Regions from separate parts of the Homo sapiens genome. Here regions 2 and 3 are each linked to region 1. A link is a loop called in an ENCODE intact Hi-C map of the cell type or tissue named here. Cell type or tissue: mammary epithelial cell. All regions are shown on one strand.

Evidence for each region. Peaks named below come from ENCODE experiments on the same cell type or tissue, not always from the same donor. Only the 100,000 strongest peaks of a DNase experiment are listed, where the experiment ranks them.
Region 2: a loop joins it to region 1, with 2.5 times the contacts of the local background. A loop is called at or near these places in 2 of 110 quality-filtered maps.
Region 3: a loop joins it to region 1, with 6 times the contacts of the local background. A loop is called at or near these places in 2 of 110 quality-filtered maps.

Annotation. Positions count from the first base shown.
Region 1 is chr5:153,474,870-153,479,869 of GRCh38, forward strand. No RefSeq gene overlaps it. Among named protein-coding and RNA genes, the nearest start is that of GRIA1, 13 kb to the right of the region's middle. In mammary epithelial cell, a CTCF peak has its summit at 2,048; a DNase peak (open chromatin) is centred at 2,092; H3K27ac peaks cover 295 bases.
Region 2 is chr5:153,222,913-153,227,912 of GRCh38, forward strand. No RefSeq gene overlaps it. Among named protein-coding and RNA genes, the nearest start is that of LINC01470, 250 kb to the left of the region's middle. In mammary epithelial cell, no CTCF peak of the experiment used is centred here; no DNase peak of the experiment used is centred here; H3K27ac peaks cover 303 bases.
Region 3 is chr5:153,146,501-153,151,500 of GRCh38, forward strand. No RefSeq gene overlaps it. Among named protein-coding and RNA genes, the nearest start is that of LINC01470, 180 kb to the left of the region's middle. In mammary epithelial cell, a CTCF peak has its summit at 2,064 (motif pointing left); DNase peaks (open chromatin) are centred at 1,581 and 2,011.

The DNA.
Region 1 (5,000 bases):
TAGGTTGGGAAAGTTCTCCTGGATGATATCCTGAAGTACATTTTCCAACTTGGTTCCATTCTCCTCGTCTCTTTCAGGTACCCCAGTCAGTCGTAGGTTTGGTCTTTTTACACAATCCCATAGTTCTCGGAGGTTTTGTTCATTCCTTTTTTTTCTTTATTCTCTAATCTTGTCTGCCTGTCTTATTTCAGCAAGATAATCTTCAGGCTCTGAAATTCTTCCCTTTGCTTGGTCTATTCAGCTGTTGATACTTGTGGTTGCATTGTGAAGTTCTCGTGTTGTGTTTTTCAGCTCCATCAGGCCATTTATGTAATAGTTTTCTTTTATGTCAATTATCCTGTCAGGACTTAAATATTCTACATTATTCTAATTTTTTAAATTATTTATTCCAATCACTATCCTAACAAGGTATGCATATTGCATTTGGTTGATATGTCCATTGACAAATTTCCTGTGCAATTTATTGGTTGAAGAAACTGGTAATTTGTTCTGCAGAGATTTCCATATTCTGGATTTTGCTGACTATATCTCCATGTCTCTTCTCTTGGATCTCTCATTTGTCTTCCTCCATTTGATAGTTCTTTCAACAGATATATGTGCTCAGTATTTCTCTACTCCACTCTCAACAAAAGCAATACAAAGTATATCCATGATAAAACAGATAAACTATGATCTCATCCATATAAATGTAAATATGTGAATGTCTAGTTTGTATAAAGAAATGCAGAAAAAAATGGTCACAGAAGTGTTGATAATGGTTGTTTCAGTAGAAGTTTTTAAGTGACGACTTTTCTCATACTTTCATGAGCTAACATTTGCTAAAATGAATATGTATTTATATAACTAAAACGTGGCTAGGTTTTGAAATGGGGAAATAGACAAAAAATTGAACTATCTTACTTTCTCTGTGTTCTACACTTCCATTTTATAAGTTCACTTTGGAATGAATGATTGAGATTCCTTTTAATTTTTTTCATTAATTCAACAAATATTTTTAAGCATTTGCTAAATGGCAGACACAGTGGTTTAAAGACACGGGCTTCTCTATGCACCTGTATTAAACTGTAAAACTGAGCACATTAAGCAAGTTCTTTACTACATAGCTCTAGTTGCTACTGGTGGATTTTAAGATAAAGTCCAAATGCTACACTGGAACACAAAAGGAACCTCCTGGCCTGGCCCCTGCACAGCTCACCAGGACTCATCCTTTGCCACTCAAACCTTTCCAAACTACTCTGGCTCCTTGAAATCTCACCATGATTTATCTTGGCTCTAAGGCTGTCCTCATGCTGATCCTTCTGCATAGAAAATTGTCTCCTTTTCCATTAACCTTCATCCTCCATTCACATGTGACTCCTATTCATCCTTCATTCTTTAGCTTCATCAATTCAGCTCAGAAGTCACCTTTTCCAAGAATCCTTTCCTGATATGACCCCATCATACCCTGTGCATGCTTTTATCATAGAAACAATAAATTGCCACATTACAGGCTATTGATTCATAGATATAAGCACTAGACTGTGAGCTCCTGGAGGGCAGAGAACCCTGTTTAGCTTATTTCCTCAGATCCTCGCACTGGACAATAACCAAGTATGTACTCAATAAATAGCTTTGAGTGAATAAATGAGAGGCCCCTCACTCTAGTGAATTTACTTTCTTAAGGCTTCCCCACTGCACTATTTATAGTCAAATCCAGTGGCTCTCCTCCATAGCCTCTAACACCATTGTCCACACGTTCCTTCTCAGAAATCCTCTTTGCCTTGGTTTCTGTGACAACATATTCTTTTTTGTATTCTTCCGGCTCCTGAAATCTCTCCTTGTTTTTTTAAATATATATATTTTTCCTTACCCCCTCAAATATTGATGATTTCCAAGGCTTGATCTTCAGACTTTGTCTCTTCACTCTGCATTCTCCCTTGAAGACACTGCCCACCCCCACAGCTCCAATGCCTCACTCCTAACCCAAGTAGATGTTACCTAAGCCTTTGAGACTAGCTCTGACTTTAATTCTGAATTTCCAAGCTAGCTTGCTCACAGCCAAATGGCCACAAAGATGTACTGCAGGAAACTGAGCTTAGCATATCTCAAGCATTACTCATTTTTCTTGGCAATCCCTCCCCCCAACAGCATGTGCATACGTGTTCACACCCACACACACTCACAATGTTTTCTACCTTCTACAGTTCTTACCCTGATTATCAGTTTTATGTTCCTACTGTATTAGGCCAAAAACACTAGCATATAATTTTTACCCTTCTTTTCTAACTCTCCACATTCAGCAAATTGAAAATGTTTGCCAATCCTACCCTGCTCAAGTTTAATCTCACAACTCTTTTCTTTATATTAAAAAGTAAAAATAATATGAAAATTTCAAACACATAAGAAAATTCTGAAAATATTACGACAAACATTTCTGCTGTATTGGATTCAAAGGCATTTTGTTCTCCAAGAAATAAAATGTTACAATCACTGTTAAAACAACCCTATGCCTTCCTATTCCCTTACTCCTCCCTACAGTAACTGCCAATCTGAAGTTAATTTATGTTTTTCCTATGTCATGCAATTAAACAAATGTAAAAGCAAGAAATGTATTAAGCTTGAAAAATAAAGATCTATAGGTGAAAAAATATTGTATTCATAATATGCTTCTTGATTCAGAAATCGGCCATATTTATATAATTACAAGTAATATATTTGTAGGAATAGGAGGTGATTTGTGATAGAGAAATTGTATAAGAGCTAAATTCTTATTCAACACTTCCTTTTAACTTCCTCTTTTGATGCCCTAATTCTGGAATTCACTTGGTTAATTGTAATTGCGGTGACTTCCTGACTGGCTCCTGCCTATGTCTCCTAGGTTATCGCTCTAAAGCATAGCATGGAACATGTCACTTCTCCTGTTCAAAAACCTTTGATTATTCTATTTGGGTTTGTCCTCTGTAATCTGGCATCAGTCTGTCTTTCCAGACTCTCTCCCTCTTCACTGGGGTTTCTCAAGCTCAGCAGTATTGACATTTTGGGCCAGAAGATTCTTTGTTGTGGGGCTGTCCTGTGCATTGCAGGATGTTGAGCATCATCCTTGCCCTCTACCCCTAGGTGCCAGTAGCAAACCCTTTCCATCCAAAGTTGTGACAATCAAAAATATCTCCAGACATTGCCAAATGTCTCCTAGGGAGCAAAAACTCTCTCTCTTTTGGTGTGTGTGTGTCTCTCTCCTGTACACACACACACACACACACACACACACTCACTATCCCTAGCAAAGAATTACTCTAAGTCATAACCCTTACCTACATTGTTTAATCCCACAAACCATACATATCTTAGATTCAGATTATAAGGAAATGCTTGTGTTCTTTTGAATCCCAACATGTGATTAGTACCAGCGCTGAAACAATCTCAGGAGGCTGAGTTTTGCCTTGGCTAAAAGCTACATTTGAGGGGAAGCTAGAATTAAAGTTCAGAAAAACAAAGCCTTTGACTGCAAGTGGAGGGGATATACACACTGATAAAAAGAGAACAGCTTAAATATTTCCCAGAAACTCTCATGGAAGTGGGTGGTAAAACTCAGTGAGAAGCAAGAATGGAGAATGCGAGGCTGTGATAAAGAAGAGGCTATGAGAGTTTGCAGCATTGATAATAATAGCTAACATTTGAGTATTTACTATGTGTCAGACACTTACAGTGCTTAATCTCAAAACAAATTTCTAAAGTCTGTATTATTACAATTGCCATTTTACAGATGAAAAAACTACAGTACTAAGAAATAAAGAGATTTTTCCAAAAGTCCCAAAGTTAGTAATGAGCAGAGCTGGGATTCAAACAGAGACTTTGGCTCTGGAGCCTGACATCTTACCTACAACATCACACTTTCTTTTATAAAGAAGTGCTTTCCTGAGCCCAGTTTTCTTAGCCTAAAGTAAATGAGGTCTTGGCCTGTGTGGGCCTCCCTGCTACAGGTTACAGGTCATTCAGAACCATTTCTCCACCTCTTCCAAAGCTGCATGGGTTAAGTGTGACACCAATCCACTGAGGTCCTGAGCTCTGGAAGGTTTTGGTTAGCAGCTGTAAAGGATGCCATCAACTAGCTTTGAATGTCTAGTCCCTCCACTGCCCTCATGCCCTGAGTGAAAATTCACTTTAAGTTTCCAAAACTTCCTCTTTGAACCTTCACATTGTCTTCCTACGCTGACCTTGCATCCTCCTGTCCCATCATTGGGATGTATCTCCTAGGAGCTGATGCACAGAAGCATCTCCACATGCTCCCTAAAGTCCTTGTTTTATTTTTGTCATAGAAAATACAAGATAGAAACTGCTTTTCTGGTTCCAAGTATCCAATTCAGCACTGACCCAAATAAGGTGCCAATAAATTGTAGCTAACCATGAACATGTATTGAAGGTCAATTGTTGACAAGGCATTGTGCCAAGCACTATACATGTAGCTTTTCTTTTAATGCGCACAATAGCTCCTGAGGTATTATTATCCCCATTTTATAGGTGGGAAAAGGAGGTTCAGGGAGCTAAAATACTCTGCTTGAGGTCACATGGCAAATAAGCCTTGGAGCTAGTCTGCAAACTCAAGCACTCTGACTCCAGAGTCCACACTCTAAATATTAGTTGGGTAAAAAGTTAATAATTTTGAGGGTTACATTTGGCAAGCTTGGCTTTGTCAATAGGCTAACATCTGGACCATCTGTATAGTGGTCAAGGAGTCCTTGAGAAATGGTGCCTCACTCCAGATGCCCTAGCAGAAGTCACAAGGCATCCTCCGCACTCTTCCCTGCAGCCTCTCTTAGTTTCTTATGTCAAAGGTCTTGCTCCAGTTGGACCCACTCTTTCCAGTTCTGGCTTCCTGTCTAGGGACTGCCTCCAGTTCCACACTCTAGAGCATGTATGATTGGCAGTTCCTGCTGCCAATTCAAACTCTTGCTCAGTTCTCAGCCCCACCCCTCTCCCCAGATTCCCTTGTCTTTTCTCGGAATGGTCCTCAGAGGGTCCTT
Region 2 (5,000 bases), 250 kb before region 1:
AACTCTTCAGGGATCCGCTAGAATTCCTCTTGTGGGGAGGTCCCCCCTGAATAATTATGAGTACTTATGGTTTCAAAGAAATAACATTTTTCAGTATGATAATCACCACAAAATCTCCAGTTCCTTTACTTACTCTTTAAATGGTGGGGTGGGGGGGTATCTGTGAAAGAGTGGGGTTGGGGAACATAGTGTGAAATGGGAAGGAAGTGATTCATATACACATTTATGTATGATTCAGACAGAAGCTGACAGATGCTTAGAGAATCCTTTAGAAAATGGACAAAACCATAGAGCATTAAAAATGCTCTATGTTTAAAAATGTAAAGCTCTGTACAGTGGAGACCCAAGGAAATGTATGACCAGGAAAGGTAGCAGGAAGGTTTATTGGACCTATCCTCCTCAAGATGGCTGGCTCATCTGCTCTTTGCCCTGATTTGGACCTGCTAGCTCTAATTTTGCCTCTGATTTAGGCCATCAGTAATTAAATCACTGCCCCGGCTCTCTGTTGCTAAAAAAGAATTAGGTTTTAAAATAGATCACCTGCTTAGCTGATTCCTGTGGGTCTGGGCTTTTCATCCAATTCTGATAAGCTTTCTGCCACCCGTGGATCTCCTCTCCTCTATGTTCATTTAACAGGGAACGGAATCCTTGAAGCTCATTGGTGCAGCTCACAGCACTGAGTCACCAGGGGAGCTAAAACATATCCTAAGGATGTTCGGACCAGGAAGAAATGGGTTCAATCTTTCCACTGGACAGGCATGTAAACTGAGGTCCAGGAAACAGTATGACTTGGCAGCATGAGAGGAAGAATCTACGCCCTGAATCAGAGCCCAGCGCCCTTTCCAACTTTTTCCACTGCTTCTAGACGGCATTCTGTAAATATCCACCCTTGGAAGGAGGCAAAGGCTCATACTGCGGCATGATCCTTCATAAATGCTCTATTTGTTTGCCTTTATGCCAACATTAATTAATACTTATAGAGCACTTACTATGTGCCAGGCCCTTAGCTAAGAATCTTTCAAGTAATATTGTTACCTCATTCAATCTTCTCTGAAAATGCCCATGCTTCTGTTTTGCAAATAAGGAATCTGAAGCTCAGTGTAACTCAGTAATATGTTTAGTGGTGTGCAGTGAATAATGACAGGGCCAAAGTTTGAATCTAGGACTCTGACTCTCAAGCTGTCCTCTTAACCATATGTCGTGCCAAGGCTGATAAGTGCCATTTTTTAATCCCTCTGATAATTCACGTTGGCTGAGAGCCTTGACGTAAAAGTATGGTTCTTCTGACCAGCGGAATCAGCATCATGTGGGAACTTGTTAGAAATGCAAAAACCCAAGCCTCCACCCCAGGCTTACAAATCAGAATCTGCATTTTTTTTATAAGATGCCCAGAAAAGACAAAGTCAACACATTTCAAATTTGAGAATCATTGGCCTACGGGGCCTTCCACAGGGAAACATAAGGAAATGCTTTTCAAGAGCATTTAGTCAAAAATCCTGATTTCTTGAAATAGAAAAGGAGCCTTAAAGAGTGTTCACTGGGCCCAACTTCTAGATCCTTGACATCTAATGCATTTTTTGGGACAACAATACCGAGTGGATGATAAAAATAGGATATTTTTTCTGCATCCCCTCTTAGCCTCCCTACCCACAATCCCACCCCAAATACTAGGTAGTGGCAGAGAGCTGCAATTCTTGACTTCCAACCACTTTTGCCAAAGAGATCAACGGAACTGTATGCAGTTCATGGTCATCATCACACTCCATTTCTTAGATATGCTTATTAAATTCAGACCCAGCTAAGAAAATGGAAAAAAAAAACCCCACTATATTCAGAGAGTTGATATTTTTCCTCCTGTTAAATTGAGCTGTGGGAGGTATCATATGCTGAACTAGTACATTTAAAAAGACAAAAACCCTAATGTTTTAAGGAGTGTTTTTTCCCATTAACATGTTGCTAAGCAACATTTTTACAATATCAGCAGCTCTATAACTGCAAGCTGAATGAATGTCTGGAAACACAGAAAGAATTTAAAAAGCAGAGAAAGAGAATATTGCTCCTGTTAGTATATTTCCTTTGTTATTGGTGTTGGGACCATCTCAAACAAGTTAAACCACAGATGATGGAGCAACTTCTCCCAGTTTTGTTAACAATAATCATGTGATAACCACGAGAGTTGTGCCTTAATTTTAGTAATATAATTTTTATTAATATTTATATTATGAAATATTTTAAATGTATACAAAAATAGATGGTATAATGAACTCCTACATAACTATCAGCCGGCCAGCTTTAACAATTATCAACTCACAGCCAATCTTGTTTTGCCTATTTCTCCTGCTTGCTCCTGATTTGAAGCAACTCCCAGGCATCATATTATTTTATCTGAAAATATTTCAGTATTTATCTCAGACAGGTAAGCCTTTTTTTTTTTGAAGAAAAGCACAGTATCATTATCACACCTAAATCAAAAGTTAACACAATTCTTAAATGTTAGCAAATATATAGTCAATATTCCACTTTCCAATTATTTCATTTTCTCTTTTTACTATTTCAATAAGGATCCAAATAAAATCTATACCTTGGTTGATGTGTGCCTTAAATCTGTTTATATCTACAAGTTCCTCTCTATTCATCTCTCTTTTTTGCTTTCACTTCGTTTAATAAGCAACCCAAAACATTTGTCCTGTACAGGCTCCTGAAATCTAGATTTTGCAGCTTATATCCCTGGGTTTCTTGAAAAGTGGTCAGACCTAAAAGCTTTATCGGATTGAGGGCTGAAATTTTTTTTAAGCAAGATGAATTCATAAATAATATTATATTCTATCAAGAGGCATGTAAGTTCTGGTTGCCTTTTTTGTGGTGTTAGCAAACTTTTTATGATACATATATTGATCTATTAACTCATTAGAGATTGCAAAATGATGATACTCACTTATTAGCCAATATACTTCTATGAAGAAAAATTTACCTTTCCCATTTGTGTACCAAGTGCTATGATTCACATAAGAAAGACAATATAAATGCCTGATTCTTCCCGACTATTTACCAGTTTTCAAAATATTGATTTAGTAGCATCCTCCAATGGTGATAGGTCAAAGTTTGTTGTTTGTTTTTGGTATCATCATAGATTTGGACAGTTTTGATATCTTATATTTGGCCAGTGAGAGCCTCTTCAAATTGGCTTGTTTCTTTTTGTTTGTTTGTTTCTTGTTTTATTTTGTTTTTTGTATTAACTGTAACAAAACAAGCTAAGCACAATGCTTTCTTTTTTCTCTTTCAACTTTTGTTTTAGGTTCAAGGGGTGCATGTGCAGGTTTGGTATATGGATAAATTGTGTGTCACAGGGATTTGGTGTACAGATTATTTCATCATCTATATCATAGTGCCTGATAGGTAGTTTTTTTTAATCCTCACCCTCCTACCACCCTCCACCTCAATTAGACCCCAGTGTCTGTTGTTCCCTTGTGTCCATGTGTACTCAATGTTAGCTCCCAATTATAAGTGGAAACATGCAACATTTGGTTTTCTGTTCCTGTGTTAATTTGCTTAAGATAATGGCCTCCAACTTCATCTATCTTGCTGCAAAGGATATAATCTCATTCTTTTTATGGCTGCATAGTATTCCACAATGTATATGTACCATCATTTCTTTATTTAGTCCACTGTTGATGGGCACCTTGGTTAATTCCACGTCTTTCCTATTGTGCATTGTGTTATAATGAACATATACATGCATGTGTCTTTATGGTAGAACAATTTATGTTTCTTTGGTTTACACCCAGTAATGGGATTGCTAGGTCAAATGGTAGTTCAGTTTTAAGTTCTTTGAGAAATCTCTAAACTGCTTTCCACAGTGGCGGAACTAATTTACATTCCCACCAGCAGTGTGTAAATGTTCCCTTTTCTCCTCAACCTGGCCAGCATCTATTATTTTTTGACTTTTAATAATTGTCATTCTGACTGGTTGAGATGGTATCACATTGTGGTTTTGATTTGCATTTCTCTAATAATTAGTGATATTGACATGTTCCCATGTTTGTTGGTCACAATTACATCTTCTTTTGAAAAGTGTCTGATCATGTCCTTTGCCTATTATTAACAGAGTTGTTTGTTTCTTGCTTGTTGATTTCTTTAAGTTTCTTATAGATTCTTAAACATTATTAGACCTTTGTTGGACACATAGATGGCAAGTATTTTCTTACATTCTGTAGGTTTTCTGTTTATTCTGTTGATAGTTTCTTTCACTGTGAGGAAGCTCTTTAGTTTAGTTAGATCCCATTTGTCAATTTTTTTCTGATCCTTTTTTGGCTAAGATCTTCAACAATTTTTTCTATTTCATCTATATATTACTTATCACTTTAGACTTTCTATATTTATTAAGGTCAATTATGATAAGTTGTATTCTTCTTAAAAATTACCCATTTCACCTTGAAGAAGTCCTTCATATCCCTTGTAAGTTGGATTCCTAGGTATTTTATTCTCTTTGAAGCAATAGTGAATGGCAGTTCACTCATGATTTGGCTCTCTGTTTGTCTGTTATTGGTGTATAAGAATGCTTGTGATATTTGCACATTGATTTTGTATCCTGAGACTTTGCTGAAGTTGCTTATCAGCTTAAGGAGATTTGGGGCTGAGACAATGCAGTTTTCTAAATATACAATCATGTCATCTCAAACAGGGACAATTTCACTTCCTCTTTTCCTAATTGAATACTCTTTATTTATTTCTCCTGCTTGATTGCCCTGGCCAGAATTTCCAACACTACGTTGAATAGGAGTGGTGAGAGAGGGCATACCTGTCTTGTACCAGTTTTCAAAGGGAATGCTTCCAGTTTTTGCCCATTCACTATGATATTGGCGGTGGGTTTGTCATAAATAGCTCTCATTATTTTGAGATACGTCCCAAACCACTGCTCAACGAAATAAAAGAGGACACAAACAAATGGAAGAACATTCCATGCTCATAGATAGGAAGAATCAATATCGTGAAAATGGCCA
Region 3 (5,000 bases), 330 kb before region 1:
AATAGAAACAACAAAAACAGTACAAAGAATCAGTGAAATGAAAACTTGGTTTTATGAAGGTGTAGAAAAATGGAGAAACAGGTAGACTAACCAAGAAAGAAGAGAGAAGACCAAAATAATAAAATCAGAAACAAAAAAGAGGTGTTACAACTTACACTATAGAAGTATAAAATATTATCAGAGATTATTATGAACAACTATACATTAACAAACCGGAAAAGCTAGAGGAAACTGATAAATTTGCAGACACTTACCACCTACCAAGATTAAATCAGGAAGAAATACAAACAGATCAATAATGAGTAATATGATTAAATAAGTAAAAATAAATGTCCAGGACCAGATGGCTTCACTGCAAAATTCCACCAAACTTATAAAGAGTTAATAACAATTCTCTTCAAACTATTTCAAAAATTTAAAGAGTAGGGGATTCTCTCCAACTCATTCTACAAGGCCAGCATTACCCTGCTACCACAACCAGGCGAGGACACAACGACAAAAATAACTTACAGGCCAATGTCCCTGATAAACAGATGGAAAAATTCCCAATAAAATATACACAAACTGAATCTGACAGCACATCAAAAAGATAATACACCATGACAATGTAGGATTTATCCCAGGGATGCAAGGATTGTTCAACATACACAAATCTATAAAACGTGATAAACTACATCAACAGAATAAAGGGCAAAAACCATGTGATTATATCAATAGGCACAGAAAAATCATTTGATAAAATACAACATCTACTTATGATAAAAATTCTCAACAACATAGGCATAGTAAAAACATACCTCAACATGATAAAGTCCATATATGAGAAATGCAAAGCTAAAATCATACTGAATGGGGAAAAGCTGAAAACCTTCCAAGAACTGGAACAAGTAATGGATGCCTACTTTTACCATTCCTATCAACATAGTAGTGGAAGTCCTAGCCAGAGCAATCAGGCAAGAGAAAGAAGTAAAAGTCATCTAAATTAGAAAAGAGAAGTCAAATTGGCCCTCTTTGCAGAAAATATAATCTCAAATTTAGGGGAAAAAAAAAGGTTCAACCAAAAAAACCGTTAGAACTGATTAATAAATTTAGTAATTCAGGATACAAAATCATCATACAAAAATCAGTAGTATTTCCATACACCAATAATGAACTAGCTGAGAGAAAAGTTAAATAAGGCAATCCTATTTTAAATAGCTATTTAAAGATACGTAGGAATAAATTTAACCAAGAAGGTAAAAGATCTCTACAGGGAAAACTACAAAACACTGATGAAAGAAATCGGAGAGGACATAAACAAATAAACAGAGTAAAGAAACAATCTGCAGAATGGGAGAAAGCTTTGCAAACTATTCATCCAACAAGGGACTAATATCCCGAATATACAAAGAACTCAATTAACTCAAAAGTAAAAATATATATATATAGATACCATTAATACATATATACACAGTAAAAAAATATATATCTCCAGGCATTCAGAGCACTTGCTTGCCTGGTTCAGCAGCCTAAGTCATCTCACTCTTCTTGTGCAGAGATCTTGGTATGGGGGAGCCCTCTTTGCTCCATGCCCTGGCAGATCTCCAAGCATGAGAGTGCCAGATGGAACATCAGCCTGAGCTGCTCCACTCTACCTATGCAGTGATCCTGGTGCAGGGGAGCTCTCTCTTGTCCACACAGGCAGATCTCCAGGCATCTGGAGCACATCGTCTCCTGGATTGAGAGTTTAGGCTGCCCCTCATACCCCTGTATATAATTTGAGGCTGAGGAGGTTTCCCAGCTCCATGCCTAGGCACATCTCTGGGCACCTATTGATTTCCCACTGAATTCTCTTTCAGGGCTGGAGCGTGTGCCTGCCACCAGGGAACCTGTAGACAGAACTGCCTCGTCTGATCCAACCCATCTTTACCCTCACCTCCCCGCGGCTGATCAGGGAGCTCAGACTACAGTACACTCCATGAATTAGTCCATTGCCTGAGACAGCGGAAAGCTTCTCCTGGTAAACAAGGATCAAGTATATACCCAGCCACATTGGCTGCAACTTGCTGTTACCTATAAGCGCCATCTACTGGCTTGTAAGTTAAACTTCACAGCCCAACATGAAAAATGCTAAGAGAAGTGCATAGGGCTATAGAAGCAAAGCCCATAGACCCTAACCAGTATTCTCTACAGACACATGCCCTAGGGAAGAAGATAAAGAAAAACGGAAAGAAAAAATATTATATGGAAAGAAAGAAAAAGCAAAACTTCTACCCGCATGAAAATAATTACAAAACTAGAAATGCCAGCATCTCTAGAAGAAAAGGAACCAGTTTAAGAATCTGGCACTATGAAGAATCTGAATGTAGTGATACCACCAAATGATTGCACTAGCTCGCCAGTAATGATCCCTCACCAAATGAAAACTCAGAAATTACAGATAAAGAATTCAAAGCGTGGATTGAAAGGAAGCTCAAGGAGATCCAAGAGAAGCTGGAAAATCAACACAAAGAAACTTCTAAAGCAATCAAGGAAATGTAGGAAGAGATAAACATCTTTAATAATATCAACTAGAGCTTCTGGAATTGAAAAACTCACTTAAGGAATTTCAAAATACAATTTAAGGCTTTATTAATAGACTGGACCAAGTAAAAGAAAGAATTTCAGAGTTTAAAGATCCATCTTTGATCTAACCCAGTCAGACAAAAATTTAAAAAAAGTTAAAAAAGCCTTTGAGAAACATGGGATTATATAACATGACCAAACGTATGCATTATTGGAATTTCTGAAAGAGAGAGAGAAAAAGTAAACCAAATCAAAAATATATTTGAGGAAATAATTCAAAAAAAATTTCCTAATATTGCTAGAGATGTAGACACTAGATACAAGAAATCCAGAGAACACCTGCGATATACTATACAAAATGAATGTCACCAAGGCATATGGTTACTGGACTTTCCAAGATCGATACTCAAGAAAAAAATCTTAATAACAGCTAGACAAAAAAAACATATCATGTACAAAGGGAAACCCATCTGGCTAAAAACATACTTCTCAGCAGAAACTTTACAAGCCAGAAGAGACTGGCGTTCTATGTTCAGCATTCTTAAAGAATTAAACATTCTAACCAAGAATTTTATATTCTACTAAATTAAGCTTCATAAGCAAGGGAGAAATAAAATCTTCCAGATAAGCAAACAGTAAGAGAATTTATTACCACTAGACTAGCCTCACAAGATATCCTTAAGGGAGTTCTAAACATGGACATGAAAGAACAATACCTACTACCACAAAAACACACTTAAGAACATAGCCCACAAACCCTATAAAGCAAACACGCAATAGAAACTACAAAGCAATCAGCTGACAACTTCACGATAGTATCAAACCTCACATAATAATATTAATCTTGAATGTAAGTGATTTAAATGCCCCTCGCAATAGGCACAGAATGGCAAGTTGGATAAAGAATACAAAACCTATTTTTCTGTTGCCTTTAAGAAGCTCATCTCATACGTACCAGTGCCCATAGGCTCAAAGTAAAGAATTGAAGAAAGATTTACCAAGCAAACAGAAAATAAAAAAGAGCAGGGGTCCCTATTCTTGTATCAGATAAAACATACTTCAAGCAAATAAAGTAAAAAAGGACCAATAAGGGCATTACCTAAAGATAAACTGTTAATTCAACACAGTATTTTTAACTATCCTAAAAATATATTTACCTAAACTGTAGCCCTCAGATTTATAAAACAAGTACTTTTAGACCTATGAAAAGACTTAGACAGTCACACAATAGTAGTGAGGGACTTTAACATTCCCCTGATAGCACTAGAAAAATAGCATTAGACTGATAGCATTAGACGTGTGAAAACTAACAACAAAAATCTGGAATTAAACTTGACACTTGACTAATTGGACCAAACAGACATCCACCCATTAGCCACAGAGTATAAATGCTTCTCATATGTACAAAAAACATACTCCAAGATCAACCACATTCTCAGCCATAAAGTGAGCCCCAATAATTTCAAAAAATCAAAATCTTACCAACCATACTCTCAAATCACAGTATAATAGAAATAGAAGTCAATACCGTGAACAGCTCTCAAAACCACACAATTTCATGGAAATTAAATAACTTGCTTTTGAATGGCTTTTGGGTAAACAAAAAAAAATGCATAAATCAAAAAAATTATTTGAAATAAATGAAAACAGAGACACAACATACCAGAAATCTCTGATGCAACAAAAGTAATGCTGAGGAAAGCTTATCATGGCAAGTGCCTACCATCAAAAAGAGAGATCTCAAGTTAACAATCTAACATCACACCTAGAAGAACCAGAAAAACAAGAACAAACTAACCTTAACACTAACAGAAAAAAATGAATAACTAAAATCAGAGCAGAACGCAGAGAAATTGAGAACCCAAAATTCATACAAATAATCAACAGAAAGGACAAACAAGATCAACAGAATTCTAGCTACAAAGAAAAAAAAATACAGAAGATCCAAATAAGCACAATCAAAAACAACAAAGGTGACATTAGAACCAATCCCCCAGAAATACAAGGGATCTCAGAGACTGTTATGAACATCTGTATGCACCCAAACGAGAAAATCTAGAGGAAGTGGATAAATTCCTGGAAACACACAATCTCTCAGGATTGAATTGAGGAAATTGAAACCCTGAACACACCAACATCAAGTTCTGAAACTGAAACAGGAATAAAAAAACCTAACATATAAAAAAGCTCCAGACCAGATAGATTTATAAACAAATTCTACCAGACATGCAAAGAAGAGCTGGTACCAATTCTACTGAAGCTATTCCAAAAAATTGAGTAGGAAGGACTCCTCCCTCACTCATTCTATGAAGCCATCATTACCCTAATACCTAAACCTGGCAAAGAAACAATGAAAAATGAAAAACTACAGGCCCATTTCCATGATGAACATAAACTCAAAAATCCTCAGCAAGTTACTGGTTAACCAAATCTAAAAACACATAAAAATTTTAACT